Regions from separate parts of the Homo sapiens genome. Here region 2 is linked to region 1. Evidence: chromatin contacts called from ENCODE Hi-C data. All regions are on one chromosome and are shown on one strand. The core of a region is the stretch at or near the end of the contact, and the rest is flanking DNA. Distances in the headings are between cores, read along the strand shown. Region 1 holds the start of CD28 (CD28 molecule). Region 2 has its middle 170 kb from the start of ICOS.

Region 1 (7,855 bases), core at 1,745-4,244:
TCCTCACAGGTTGTGTATTAAATGAGATCTGGAATGTAAAGTTCTTAGTATGGAAATGCTATTATTTTTACTGAAAATGTTGTAGGGTCTCAGTATCCTGTGTATTGCCGGATTTAAGGTCCTTATTTTATTTCTGTCATTTCTACCTCTTGGTATATGTGAATGCTATTGGATTTCAAAAGCAAATGTGAAAGGATTCTAATGAAATGGTTTGCTTCTTTAGTGTCATACATGTTAAAACATAGGAAGGCAAATGTCAAAGTTTGTGTTTCTTTTTATTCTATGGAAAGAAAATTAAATATGGCTCATCAAATAATAAGGCCAATAATATTTAATTATTGTTTTGTGAATTCGTATAAATGAGCTGACCTCTCTGGGCTGCAGCTTCCTTCTCTGCAAGATAAGGGAATTAGGCCAGATGAGTGAACTGTTTCTTTTTCAGCTAAGTTTGACCCGATTACTACTATTTACATAGTATTAACTAGATGCTATGTAGTCATCTTTAATATGCTTGAAGACAGTTATTAACTCACTCCTTAGCCTTTTGTTGTTGATCATGGAAAACTACTGGGTATCTTTGTTTCTTCTGTGTATATTCTCAGTATGTATAATGAGTCTCAGAGCCTCTTGTTTTAAGATCTGGGTAGGCTGGTGGCTCTAGAATATGGATGACCTTTTAGGAAAGGTCACCTTGCCATCTGTAAATTTTCCCCCAGATAGACTTCAGGCCCTGGGGAAGGCATGGGTTCCCCTAACTGGATAGAGGATCAGAGCCAGGAAGACTGTGTCAAATTCTAGAAGTGAATCTTCTCCAGGACTCAGGGCATAGCTTTGTCACTTACCTATAGTTCAGAAGTGTGAGTGAATCATTTCCAAGGACAAATTTCTCCAAAGGACCAAAAGATGTGTTAGTAAGAGGGGTTCACAAAGACTGTGTTTGTGGGAAAATTGAAGTGTGAACAAAGAAGGTCTACCAGGACAGGAAATACTTTTGATCTGTCATTTATCAGATCAGGAGGGAGGGACATGAAGCCTGCCTCCTCTTACAGCTAGGTCATCAAAGAGTTTGACTGTAGCATTTTAAAATAGCGAAGAAAAAAAGGTAACAACACTAGGGGTTTGTTAAACAATTTATGATATAATTAGAGAATGGAATATTATGCATCAATTACAAATAATGTTTATAAAGATACTTAAATGACATGGGAAAATGTTCAAGATATAACAAATAATAGTACATATCTGATGAAAACTATAAGTAAAACATGATATTAAACATGTAAAAATCTTAACAGACCAACAGGTGGAAGGCAGTGGACCAGAATATTAGCAGTGTTTATATTAGGGTGGTAAGAATGTGGATGAATCTTGTTTTAATGCTTATAATTTTTCTAAACATTCTCAATGAAATATGCCTTACTTTTATAGTCAGAATAAAAAGCAATACAAGTTATCTTTTAAAACAACCCACATACACAAAACCCCCAACTAGAGTAATTGCACAAAGCTTAGATTATCAAAAAGAAGAAAAAAATTACTGGAAAAGTTTTGAAGAAGTCATTGAGTACAAGATACTGACGTAGGTGCCGGAAGAAGAGAGCAGTTGGCCGTGCTGGTGGAATAACCCTCTCTGCAAAGGGCCTGGGAGTTGAAGAAGGGTGCAGTCGGGTGGTGGTTATGAATCTCAGAAATCCTGCCACGGAGCCTCCTTTTGTGCCCTATTACTTAACCTTGAGGGACATAGAGAGCATGAGACACCAAGGGGCTTTTGGTTGCCTTACTGTCCCACTAAGAACATAGAATGTTGTTTTGACTTTCCCTTTGCTTAGGGAACCTCCCCCAGATACTCAGCTGGCTGGCTGCTTGCACGTAGAATGGGTTTTGCAAAGTTCCTAGAAGTGAGTTGGAGGAGGCTTGACATAAATCAAGCACTGTGTGCTAAATGCTCCAGAGGGCTACCTTATGTCCTACACAAATGTTACATTTCTAATATTTGTAACTCCTTTAAACGTTTATGCAGATGTTTCCCAATTCCTCAGTAGAATTCTTACCATTATCTTTTTGACACAACCTGTCCCCATCCTATGAAAATCTCTCCTCTGCTAGAGACTTTATTCTTTCTTTCTCTCTCTCCCCCTTCCTTCCTTCCCTCCCTCCCTCTTTCTTTCTTTCCATCTTTCTTTCTTTCTTTCTTTCTTTCTTTCTTTCTTTCTTTCTTTCTTTCTTTCTTTCTCTTTCTTTCTTTCTTTTCTTTCTTTCTTTCTTTCTCTTTCTCTCTCTTTCTTTCTTCCTTTCTTTTTTCTCTCTCCCCTTCCTTCCTTCTTTCCTTCTTTTCTTTTCTTTTCTTTTCTTTTCTTTCTCTCTTTCTTTCTGTCTTTCTTTTCTCATTCTGTTGCCCTGGCTGGAGTGCAGTGGCATGATCTCGGCTCATAGCAGCCTCCACCTCCTGGGTTCAAGCGATTCTCCTGCCTTAGCCTCCCTAGTAGCTGGGATTACAGGTACCCACCATGATGCCTGGCTAATTTTTTGTATTTTCAATGGAGACGGGGTTTCACCATGTTGGCCAGGCTCGTCTTGACCTCCTGGCCTCAAATGATCCACCCACTTTGGCCTCCCAAATTGCTGGCATTACAGGCGTGAGCCACTGCACCCGGCCTGTTCCTTCTTAAGAACACTTTGTCTCCCCTTTAATCTCTGCTGGATTTCAAGCACCCCTTTTACACAACTCTTGATATCCATCAATAAAGAATAATTCCCATAAGCCCATCATGTAGTGACCGACTATTTTTCAGTGACAAAAAAAAAGTCTTTAAAAATAGAAGTAAAAGTCTAAAGTCATCAAAACAACGTTATATCCTGTGTGAAATGCTGCAGTCAGGATGCCTTGTGGTTTGAGTGCCTTGATCATGTGCCCTAAGGGGATGGTGGCGGTGGTGGTGGCCGTGGATGACGGAGACTCTCAGGCCTTGGCAGGTGCGTCTTTCAGTTCCCCTCACACTTCGGGTTCCTCGGGGAGGAGGGGCTGGAACCCTAGCCCATCGTCAGGACAAAGATGCTCAGGCTGCTCTTGGCTCTCAACTTATTCCCTTCAATTCAAGTAACAGGTAAACAATGTTAATGTCTTTCTTTCTGTAAATATTTTTTGAGGTCTTCCAATTGGCTTAGTTTATTTTAAATTTCTAACAATGTGTGAAATTTGAACATTTGAAGTGTAGTTTTGCTGTAATAGGGCAATGTGTTATTTTGAAAATCATTGATTCTCAGACTACAATATAGTATCTTAACAAAAGTCCCTTGGAAATAAATTTTCTAAGCTATTAGTTTCTCTAGCTATTAGTTGATAGTGTCCCAAGAATTTATTATTATTATTATTATTTTAAATTGAGATGGGGTTTCACTATGTTGCCCAGGCTGGTCTCAAACTTCTGAGCTCAAGCAATCCACCTGCCTCTGCCTCCCAAAGTGCTAGGGTTACAGGCATGAGCTACCATGCCCGGCCAATAATTTTTAATTTATGTATCGTTTCTTTCTTTCTTTCTTTTTTTTTTTAATTTAAGAAAGCTGCTGTAAGTAGATTGGCTCTGGAAGCTCTGAATTTAGGTTGCCTATGTTCCTAACACAGGTCCAATTCTCACTAGGTAAGCTTAGGCTTAGCTATTATTTAAACTCTCCAAACCTCAGTTTCCTTAACTGTAAAGTGGGAATAATAATAAACCTCACCTCAAGGTCATTGTGAGGTAAAATGAAATAATCCATGCGAAGGGCTTAGCTCAGTCAGGCTTCAAGATAAATGTGAACTGTAATTACTCTATCTACCTGAATTGAATGAGTTCCAACATGAATTCTGGAGTCACCACAGAAGCTGCTACAACACCAATATTAATAAATTAGTTTTCTTTTACAATCGGCCAAAATGTATTTTCTTAGATTAAAATTCTTTAAGTTCCCAATGACGATGATGAGGAGGATAATACATCTAGCACTTTGAGCAGCACACAGTTCTCGTAACTAGAAGGTAGGTATTACAGTTAACTTCATTTCAGATGAAGAGACTGAGGGGTAGGCACATTAAGGGATTTGCCCAAGGATGTACAGGTGGCAGCTATAGGAGGCAGGGTCTGAACCACCTTAGTCTGACTCCAGTGCCGGTGTTGTTGATTATTATGCTATTCCATCTAACATGGTGTGATTTGTAATTTCATGGACTCAGGTAAATCCAGGGTTAAATTAACTTCGGAAAATCACAAGCACAATTCCTAACAGAAAGAATTTGTTACTTGGGTGGGCTGGAGTAAGATGCTCATTCAACGTGTTCTCAGAGTTAGAAAAAGGCCCCCGCTTGGTTCAAAAACTGGACTGATAGGGGTCAACAGTCATGCTTAAATAAGGACAGTTATTTTTCCCTGAAAGATACATTGAAAAGCCAGTATCCTCAATTTTCTTTCTTATTTTGGCAGTACAGAGACTGCATTATTTGTTGTTATTCTTAAACATTAAGTGTACATAGCCCAAAGAGTATAATTTCCCAATCTGCAGAGGTACAGTAGTTGCATATATACCCGTTTATTTTATGGTCTGACGTACCAGTGAGCACAAATTGTGTATATTTATAAAACGTGTTGATATAATGAAAGACATGAGTTGGCAATGAGATCTGGTACCAAGCGTTTACAGCTACCAAATATATTCTACAAGAATCTTTAACATTTATTTTAAAAAGGTCAAACCTTATTTTTAAGAGATCTCTCAAACTTAAAGAATATTTAAAATTACTTAATTTGTTAGACAGTCAAGGGAAGCCTACCCTGACTGAAAACTATTTAAAATTGGTAATTGTACACTAAATACTTTTCTGATGTGCTTTGTGGACACCTATCTGTCATCAACTTATTCACTCTCTTTTGAAGAGTTTTTGGTAAGACTCAAAACTTTGTATGTTTTCTTTAGAACATTTATTAAAAGGGGACTAGCTAGATAAGTGGTTGGAGAGTTCACACACATAGGGCCTTTGTTTTCTACTTTGACATATATTTACTTTTCAAATGCCAATTCACTTTTCTAGTAACTTTTAGCATTTGATACTGAGTGGCTATCTAATGAAGAAGGAAAGAGATGGGAGTGAAGGGGACACTTTTACAGTCTTTTCCAGTAAGAAAACTTACGAGCAAGAAAAGAATGACCACATAAAAAATGTATGATTTGGCCTGGTGTGGTGGCTCACGCCTGTAATCGTGGGACGCTGAGGCGGGTGGATCACTTGAGGTCAGGAGTTGGAGACCCGTCGGGCTAACATGGTGAAATCCCATCTCTACTAAAAATACAAAAAAATTAGCAGGGTGTGGTGGCATGCGCCTGTAATCCCAGCTACTTGTGAGGCTTAGGCAGGAGAATTGCTTAAACCCGGGACGCGGAGGTTGCTGTGAACTTAGATTGCACCCCTGCACTCCAGCCTGGGAAACAGTCTCAAAAAAAAAAAAAAATTATGCTGCATTCTAATCAAATAGTGCAAAGCTTCTTGTGTGCTTTGCCTTTCTCTGTACACACCTTCCATTAAGAAATTATAGATAGGGAAATTCTCTGGTCAAAGTGTAACTGTCCTTCCTAGGTCTGAGAAACCACTGTTATGCCTGTGTTGAGATGTGTATCTGTGTGCGTGCATGTGTGTGTATGTATGTATATGAAGAATAGTTCTTTTTTCCATTAATTTAATAATGTGTGTGTATGTATGTATATGAAGAATAGTTCTTTTTTCCATTAATTTAATAATGTAACTTATTTGTTTACAGCATAGCTTAAAATATTTATTCTATAAAGGTTAAGTCTAACCTGATTCCTTATGAGTTGGATGACAGTGTAGAGAGATATTTATGGCTAAGTTAAAGAAGTGTGATTTAGGAAGAGTGAGGAAACCTTAACTTAGATAAGCCCTTTGCATGTTTTCTACTAGACTCGGATAATTGTGCAACTGAGATCCACAGAGAGTATTTTGCTGGACTTTGGGATAGGAGTCCAGCCCAGAACTACAGAGCCTTAAGAGGGAAATGCTCTGGGATTGATGATAGAAGGATGGTATGCACAAAATACTTGACATTGGTCACATGTTTCAGGCCATATTTGCTATTTTTTAGCAAGCCTAATCATCCAGTGTGAAGAGAAAAATCAGCATATTACCACTTATTTTTCCATGAGATCATTCCTTTTCACTTCTCCAAAACTTGGGCAAAAAACTGTCAAAATGGCCAGTTTGGACAAAGCTAATTTCTCCAGCGCCTTCCCTTAGCGCTTATTTTTCTGAGAGAGGCATGGAAAGCAGGAAAATAACTGACATTTAATAAAAAGTCATCAGCAAAGCAATTAAAAATTTTATTTGTACTCTAGTCTTCAGCCAATGACTCCCCTGAGCTGGTTGTATACGGAAAGAAGTAATTTGTTTCTCACAGTTAAGTGTTGCTCTGAGACTGGGCTTGGGAAAGTAAGGTGAAAAGATGAATGTCAAAAAATCAACAGATTGCCGTATTTACATGACTTCCAATATGCTGTGGCCAGTTTTTCTGTTAAAAGAAATTGACTGGATGTTTTTGTCATTTCAAGTAAATTTGATGGATATTTCAAAAGTATAGGCATTGCTTAAGGATTTGTTTTACTCTACTACCGTGCCCTAGTTAACACATTGTGTTTTTTAAGGCAACCATCCAGCAAGGACGTTTACAGCAAGGACTGCAAAATTAATATCAATATATCAATACCAGGAAATGGAATGAGTCATTGCCACAGATAGATTAGAAATAGAAATGAATCTGTGATTGTAACTCCAAAGCTCTCACATTCAAACTTTTACTATGGGTGGGGAGAGGATCTCGCTGCCTCCCCTTCTTTAAGACATAGACCCTCCTCCTTTTTAACGTCTTATGCCTTTTTTCAAGGGTGGAGAAATGCCATATGATTACCATTTGGCTTTTATCTTGTGTGGATATCTTCCTCCAAGTATTTCCTGCAAGCAGTGTGCTGACATTTACAAAAGGAAAATTTTTATGCCACCAACATCCCAGAAGAAAATTTGTTGTGGTTTATCATCTCTAACACAAAAGCCCTTTATTAACTAGTGTAGGCATTGATGAGGATACGCAATTCATGTCAGACTTGGTTGTCTAAAAATCAGAGGACGGACACTCCTTCAAAGCACAATTGTTTCCCAGCAGGTCATGGCAAGGGATAGAATCTTCTTCTCTTTCTCATGTTGGTTAAATTTTTGTTTGCCTTTTTCTTCAAGAAATTTATTATTTATGGAACTTCACAGAGGCTGGAACTTTTCTTCTCAGTACATAGTTGAGCTGAGCATCTGGAAAAATTACATCTGGGTGGTTTTGTGACTGACTGAATGGCTCTCTGGTTAAGCTGTGTTAAGATATCTGTGTCTCTTTTACGGTGATTTATTTGGCCGTTTTTGGCCAATGACAGGGTGTTAGCACCAAAAACCCAAAACCAAAAAAACCAAGACAATTCACTCAGAGCTTTGAGCCTGATAATTATAGCATGAGAATTGGTGCCTGAAGCTGGGGGGAAGGTAACCCAGGCCCCACAGAAAGGTGGTTGCATGCAAGTGTCTAACTTTTTCCTTGTTAATCTCATTTTGAGGACTCCAAACACTAGAAGAGAAGTGCACTGGATAGGATCAAGAACTACTCAGTCATTTGGTAGAGGCTTGGAAAAAAGAGTTTAGACTTCTCACTATTTCAATGTTAATTTCAAAGGCATGTTTATTTAGTCTCGTGTCACCATGCAGGTTATATGTGCTTCTGTTTTCATTGCTGGAAGAGAACCTGCAAGGTGGTGGAGAAGTTCTTACTTAACTTTG
Region 2 (7,855 bases), core at 3,901-6,400, 400 kb after region 1:
AAGACTTTGGAGCCAGACATGTGGGTTTAAATCTTCAGTTCCTCCTCTATAACACGGAAGTGGTAACTCATTGGATTTCGGTGAAAAACTAAATATATGTCAAGTCCTTAGCAGAGTGTCCAAAATATTGAAAATGGCTCTATGAATGTTAGCTATAATAAGGTTAAATTATAACTTAAAGTAAAATTTGCTATATGCCATTAAATGCCACAAAATGTGCAATCTTTATTCAACACATACGTGAGGAACACCTACCCTGGCCAGATTGTGGAGCCCAACAGTGAATTAGTCAGACATGTCCCTGCCCCGGAAAACTTACATTCTAGGGAGGAAAACAGATATTAATAAAATACTGAGCACATTTTGGTAAGTTAATATTCTCCCCAGTTGATAAGGAAACACGAGCTCAAAGAAGTTAAGGAACTTAGCAAAAATTCAAGCCCTGTATACAGCAAATCAGAGATTAGAATACAATTCTGCCTGACTCCCTAATTCATATTTCATCTACCACCATGTGGCTTCAGCAATAGAGGATTTATCTTCTGTAGGTTTAAATGCCTTCCCCATCTCTACCACCACGAAAGGGCCTGATTGCATTCTTTATACTGTGTGTGTAAACAATTTCTCACAGACTGGGAGCTGAGAAAATTAGGATTTATTTAATGTTTGGGAAATGTAAAGGTAAAGAGAAACCTTTGATTCATGTGATGTTTTGGTTTAGTTGCTCAAACCCTAAATTTAAAAAAAAACAACCACAAAAATCAGAGACTGGGGAGGAGCAAAGGTCTTAAAACATTCTTCAGGTATTTTTAGTTACAGCTCAGAAAGCCATAAAGAAAAAGTTATAAATAAAAGTGCTTGATCCTGCACAGTACTCATTTACTAGGAAGACGCTATATTATGCAAAAGCATACTTGAATGCTATTCAGTGAAACAGGTAGAAATAAGCTTTGACATATATCACAGCACATGGCTAAATCTGGTGTGGAAAAACCCCACAGCATTGCCATCACAATGAAATAAATTATTCTTTTTATTTTTTCAGTTTTCCTGATTTAAGCCTTATAGTTGTTTCTGTGAAGTTTTACAACTTTCTTCTGCAACCAACCCTTCTAAGGAAGTTGAGGATTTCTTCTCTCTGTTTTTCCCTCATCATCTTCTAATGATAATATAGAGATCAAAACTCAAGTGGTAAAAAGGAGGTAAGAAGAGAAAGTAGGAGATGAGTAGAATATGCGAGAATGAACTAATTAACTACATCAAAAGGGTGGGGCTGAAGACACTTTCATTCACCCAGTCTTCCAAAGCTATTTGTTTGTTTTTTGAAACAGAATCTTGTTCTGTTGCCCAGGCTGGAGTTCAGTGGCACGATCTCAGCTCACTATAACCTCCACCTCCCAGATTCAAGCGATTCTTGTGCCTTGGCCTCCCGAGTAGCTGGGATTACAGGCATGTACCACAACACCCCACTAATTTTTGTATTTTTAATAGAGACGGGATTTCACCAGGTTGGTCAGGTTGGTCTCGAACTCCTGACCTCAAATGATCCTCTCATCTCAGCCTCCCAAAGTGCTGGCATTACAGGCATGAGCCACTGCCCGGCCTCCAAAGCCATTTGTTTTGTTTTGTTTGTTTTGCTAAACAAAGAGTTTAGCAAAAAGGACCAGAATATAACAGCCAAATCTAAATTTTTTTTAAAAAATACTAGTAACAAATCAATAGCTCTTATTAGGAAAGTCGATAAATGTCAGCCAGGCTCACAGTGACTAGGACAGAGTTAATGAACTTACTGTCCATCCAAAGGGTCATCCAGAGCCTTACTGTCCTCACACTCAGCTCTATATGCGAGGTGCTTGACAGACAACATCTGGTTAGTTAAAATAAATAATTTTAATTTCTTATAGATTTAATCAGAGACTGGGTCTCGCTATGTTGCCCAGCTGTTCTCGAACTCCTGGCCTCAAGTGATCCTCTCATCTCAGCCTCCCAAAGTCCTGTCATTACAGAGACGAGCCACCGTACCTGGCTATTACTTAAATAGTAAATTCATTTGGCATTGCCATTTGGTGCTGATGACCCTCTTCAGAGTCTCCCCAGTATCTGCCAAGTTTCCAGACAAAGTCACAATCACAAGGGCATACTCTGAAGAGGCTGTTTATTCGGTACAGATCTTGTGTATTTTTAATCACAACAATTTTCCTTTTATAAAGAAATCTCATTTGACCTCTAAATAGGCCATCATACATTTTATATTTTCTCTGAATTTCTTCTTGGGTTGGGATCCGAATAGTTTTCATCAAGGGTGGATTGCAGTCTTCCTAGGTACATCTTTTTTTTTTTTTTTTTTTTTTTTCAGAAGAGGGTTTACTAATTTTATCAGGTTCTTAAAGAGGTCTGGGAACAAAATAAGGTTTAGGATTATTGGTTTTCCAGTCTCTAATTCTTACCTGTTACCTCTAAGTCCACTCACTATCTTGATCCTTAACTGCTTCCCCTCTTGGAAGCATCTTTGGTCCTTATAGGTTAGTACAGGTTTTTTTCTAGATTTCTGATCACCACCAATCAGAAAATATTTATAAATTATATGCTGAAAGATCTGCAGAATCTTGCAAGCTTTAAAGACTATAGAATGAAATACTCAAATGCTGTATTCTTTTCTCATGTCTGATGAAGATACCTGTGCCATGTATTTTTTAAAATCAAAGTTAAGCCTGCGCAGTTGGGTTCAGTTTAGCTACATGAATTGTTCTAACCCTCATGTTGAAGTCAAATGGTTTCTTCAATGCATTTTTTTTCTGATAAAGAATAAAATAGTGTATATTTTGTAATACCTAGAAAAGAAGTTTTAAAATGTTCTCAACACAAAGAAATGATAAAAATTTAAGGTTTAGATATCCTAAATGCCCTGATTTGATCATTACACATTGTATACATGTATGAAAGTATCACATGTACACCAAAAATATGTACAATTATTATTTATCAATTAAAAATATTTTTTAAGAAGGCAATGAGGTCTTCTTATTTTTCCTTGTAGCCTCAGTATTGACTATGACCACTGAGAAAGCCAAAATCCCCACTCATTCACGGAATGTGGGGGTGGGACCAACCCCCCGAGAATTTCCCTAATCTTCCTCCAGGTGTCAGCACAGGCCCACTCATCTTCCCTCCCACCCCACCCCCTCCTGTCCATTCATAAAGTGGAGGGTGATTTGTGGTCTGCCTCACTGTGATTGTAGAGGAAAACAGCCATCTTTGCTTGTCTCTGCACTAGATTTGTTTTTCTAATTTCTTTTTACTTGAAGGTTTACCAGCTGCTTTATTACCAGAGCGAGGCTTCCTTGCAGTCTCTTTTCTTTTTCCTCTCCCCCTCTGTTCCCCTCCTTTTTGTTCCTAGAGACAATCAGTGTCTCTGGTCCCAGCTGCCACTGCTGATTTTTCATTACAGTTTAATTTAAAACTGGGATTGGAATGGAAATGTCTTTTTGCCATTTGGGGTTTGTGAGGCCTGTGGTTTTATTGCCAAAGGCACAAATGTTAGTTACTACTGTTTTTCCAGAGTTTGCTGGGGAGGGTGAAGGGGTATAGGAGAGTAGGAGGGAAGAAAGACAGACTGACCTAGTGGAAGTGGGAGGGAAACTGGAGGGGGAAATCCCTCTTTCGGAAGGCAACTTTATTCTGCGAATTGTTTTGTTTGATGTTTTGAAGAATACGAGTTGGGTCACGAGGAGGGAGAAATGGCGTAGGATCTCCCCAAATGTGTATTTATGTAGGCTAAATATTTGTCAGCCCTGGAAATGAGATGGCTGAGGGAGGGACGATCACACAGACACAATTTGGAACTAGCACCAATGTAGAGAAAATGGTTTTCTTTTTAAGTAATAGTAACGTCTGTGGCTGATTCACTTGACCACAGCCGTAAATGGGAATACCCAAGGAAGGACTAAACGGTATCTAACCTCAGAGGAAACAAGCTCTACATGTTTCTATGCTCTCACCTAAAAGGAGACATCAGGCATCTATCTGCACTAGCTTCTGTGTTCTCTCTCCTTTTATATTTCTTGGACTCAAGTCCTAGGATTTATTTACAAGCCTCCCTCCAGTCGTATCCCAGTCCAGCTACACAATTAATGTTTCCTATAATCTCTTAGAAGGTTCTTAGTGAATGATTGTTTTGATCAGATTAAAACTAAACAGTCTGCTAAAATTGATGATGTTTTTACCTATCTAAGTGTAAAATTAAGAAGGAAGGACATTCTTATTTGAAAGTAATCATGCAGCAGGCGGTGGAGAGAAGCTGAGGCATTTGCACACCTTGATTTCAATATTTAGCACTGACATTGGAGGCAGTTGTTTCCTGGTTGGGGAGGAATCTACAGAAACCGGAATGTCTTATCTGTCTTGCTAAAAACAATTACTGTCTCTCCTCCCAGCAAGAATCCCGCTCCTCCTGGATACACCAGTTTTGGATGTCAAACCGAATGCTCCATTATCTCTACAGATCGCGCTGACTCTTCACACTGTGGAACATTTCAACCTCCTCTCCAACTGGCCTCAGGCGGCTGTCGGACTGGTGAACTTGTCTGGGGTAAACACATCTCCCTGTCACAGAGCAGCCCAAAGACTCAGCGTGCTTTGCGGGTGCTTAAGGCCTTGTGCTGCCAGTCTGCACATTTTGTGTGCTCTTGGTTAATCGGGACATTTTATCCAAAAGCACATTTCGGCCAGGCTTCCTCTCCTGCAGACTCACCCCCATCCACTCCTTCCCCACCTGTCTAGGGTGTTCTGTTTCCCTGCTGCAGGGCGGAGGGCAGCGGTCCAGGAGCCCCACAATCATCCCCAGTTTCCAAAACTGTTGTGGTTGCCTTTGCAGTTCACACGGACATTCTAGTGGTTGGAATTTGCTCACAGAAGACATTCTACTAATAACAGGGGAGATAGTTCTCATTTGTCTAGTTCAGAGTTCATAGCACACAAAGGGGGAAAGAAAATAATAATAATGGAAACCGTTTTAACCCCACCAGCTGCCCCGCCTCCATCACAACAACAGAAACAAGAACAACAACGACAACTCCCTCACCCTGTGCCCTGTGTGGTTAACTCCAACACAACCACAGCCCCCGTGCCGGAAGCTGTGTGTGGCTGAACGTCCCGATGTGATACTGAAATATGTGTAGAGGAAATGCCTCTTCTGACCCCTCAGTGAAGCTTGAAACTTGAAGGAGCTGATTGACATTTGAAGAAAGCAGCTATTTTTGTGTGTGTGCAATTTTCCCGGATGAAGAAAATTGTCCAGCTCTCCCTCTCCGTTGCTCAGCCCTCCCCCAGAGGCTACATCTCATACCAAGCAGTGGGCTCTAAGGGCAGGTCTGCTTGTGCTGTGAGGACACAGGTGACGTCTTTAAGGACCTTCTTTCCTGCTCCAGTATACCACATGTTGTGGTCAGCTCCCTGTAAGGCAGATATTGCAGCCACCTTTTCTTTCCAGGTTTACCAAAATAAATGCAGGGGGAACTATGGATGGAGCATTTTTTGCCCTGTTTGACAGGAAAGTGGCTGTTTGATCTTCCTTTGTGCTATAGGAATCTTCAGAAATCTCTTGGAAAATCTCATAAACCTATGTTAGTGGCCACATATGGGATCCATTAACTCCTCATTTCTGCTTGTTCTTAGCAAATTTTTGTCTGGTGACAACATAAAAACTTTGGATTGTTTTTGTTTTGCTTCACACCAGAGAGAACTCTGTTGACTGGCTTTAGTTTTGAGAAAATATTCAGCAAAAAGCAGACCGGGTTTGGAGTGAAATAACTAATTCTAAGTAAAGCTTGGTGGAACATTTGGTTCATGAGGAAGTAGGGGGACATTTTTCTTCTTTGGGTTTCAGGGGGATTCCAGAGTTGCCAGTGTTCTGGGAAGACGTCTCCTTTTCTGATGAAATTGAATAAGAAATCCGGGCTTTCTTCCTATCTCCAACTATGTGTATGGTGTGATTTTGGAATAGTGGAGTGGTCTCTCTTAGTTTCTCAATGTTTGTTTTCTAAATAGAGGACAAAGCAGCAACATACTCTTTTGCAAGACACGCCAATATCCTTAGATAAAAAGGTGTTAAATAATGACATCATACCAGTATTTGGAACTAAAATTACTCGTGTATGACAAAAACCAGATTGGAGGATGTTAACTCAAAGTAGACAGAGAGAAATTTAGAAGAAAATTGGCTTTTATTTTTCTGTTTTAAGTAATTAATAAATGAAACACAACAATCTGCGCTTTCACCCACAGGCAGCATCAGGGGACATCAAACATTGCCTTTGAAGTGGGCCCCCAGTAGGGAGGACCCCACTGTTCAGGCTACTTTATAGTGGTAATATACTGTCTGGAAAAAACAGATGCCAAGAAATTGTGCAGATTGTATCTCTGAGCATCTGAAACCCTAAAACTTCAGGGGGCCAAGGAAGGTCCCAGCCCTTTGATTTTTTTTCTCTTAAAAAAAAAAATTGGCCTAAAGTATTAAATTGAAACAGGCACTTCATTTCTTTCCTTCATTTCTCCCTTCACCTCAGGAGACCTACGTTAAATTCCACTTAGATCACAGCTAGATGTGGGTTTGATGGTCTCAAGCCACCTTTTAACTGTACGTTCATCCCATAAATAGAAGACGAATAAAGATGTCAAACTTCATCCATATGATATTCTGACACACGTGGCTCTCTCTGTTAAAGAGGAGCTCAGATGAAGATGGGCTACAATGGATTCTACAGAGCAGAGAACTGCAACAAACCACAGTGAATTTGCACACATAAACAAGAGCAGTGTGGATTACAAGACGGTAGTTGGCAGAGATTCACTTGTCAATGTCGTTCTGAATGGATGTTTGCAGAAGGACAGCAATTGGGCTGGTGAATTCAGTGTGGGCCACTTTCCTAAAGCCATCGTCATCAAACTTTGTGTTTAAATGTCTGTTTTCCAGGGCAAGCCAAGTAAGGCCTATGCTTAAAACAAGGTGTTTTGAAATCAGATTTAGCTCTTCATGTTCTGAGTAAAGATACAGGGATACTAATTTGGGGATTATGCTATTAAGATTTACACATTTATCTGTGTCCTAACTAGGCAAAGAACCAAATCTAACAACTGGAAAGCAAGAAATATACTGCCAAATATTGGTAATTTCTTCCCTGGAATACTCATGGCTATTTTTAGTTTGTTAATGTAAAAAGCAGTGAGATGAAAAGTGAAGTGATCTGTTTCCAGAAGAAAAACCGGTCAAATCTTCATTAATAATTCCTGTAGAACGCTCCATGGGCCTTTATCTGACAGCGTGACAAGCTGAACTAAACAACAGAGACTGTAGGAATGTAAAAGACATAATCTTAACACCAAACCTTCTGAAGATTTGGCTGTCATTTTACATTAAAGGCAAAGGGTAAAAACCTCCATTGAACAGACAGAGTTTGCAGCATGATTATAGTGCTAAAATTTAGTGGGGAAGAAAAAGCTGACATCAGAGTTAGTAAATGGTGGTGTTGCAGGGTATCGAACAACTAAGCTTTCTTTGCATGACTAGCTGGAGGTTTTTGAGTGTGACGGATATGACGCAGGTATGATGAGATGTAATTTAATGATTTTTAGGCCTGGTGACAAATCTTCATTATCAATAAAGACCGTGTAACAAGTGTTGAGCTATAACCATTGCATAAAAACTAACTCAAGAGTCTAGACTCTGCTTATATTTCCATATAGTGATTTATACTTCCCAATGTCTTTACATATTATAGTGTCTATTGAATCATGACAATGCTATGGGGCAGTCAGGGTAAACATTATTATGCTCTTCTACAAATGAGGAGCTCAGTCA

Evidence for each region. A loop is a pair of places that touch in the nucleus more often than their neighbours do. Pooled maps may share reads with other maps.
Region 2: a loop to region 1 is called in a pooled map, with 4 times the contacts of the local background. The contact joins the enhancer-like site here to the promoter of CD28 in region 1. A Hi-C loop is called at or near these places in 7 of 50 pooled maps.

Annotation. Positions count from the first base shown.
Region 1 is chr2:203,703,645-203,711,499 of GRCh38, forward strand. CD28 (CD28 molecule) reads left to right here and starts at 2,995. Exons shown (of 4, transcript NM_006139.4): 1 at 2,995-3,104. The coding sequence starts at 3,053. RefSeq lists an enhancer at 2,875-3,024.
Region 2 is chr2:204,105,306-204,113,160 of GRCh38, forward strand. No RefSeq gene overlaps it. Among named protein-coding and RNA genes, the nearest start is that of ICOS, 170 kb to the left of the region's middle. Within about 2 kb of position 5,151, at least 13 of the 41 ENCODE cell types and tissues checked have a DNase peak (open chromatin) inside an H3K27ac peak, as active enhancers do.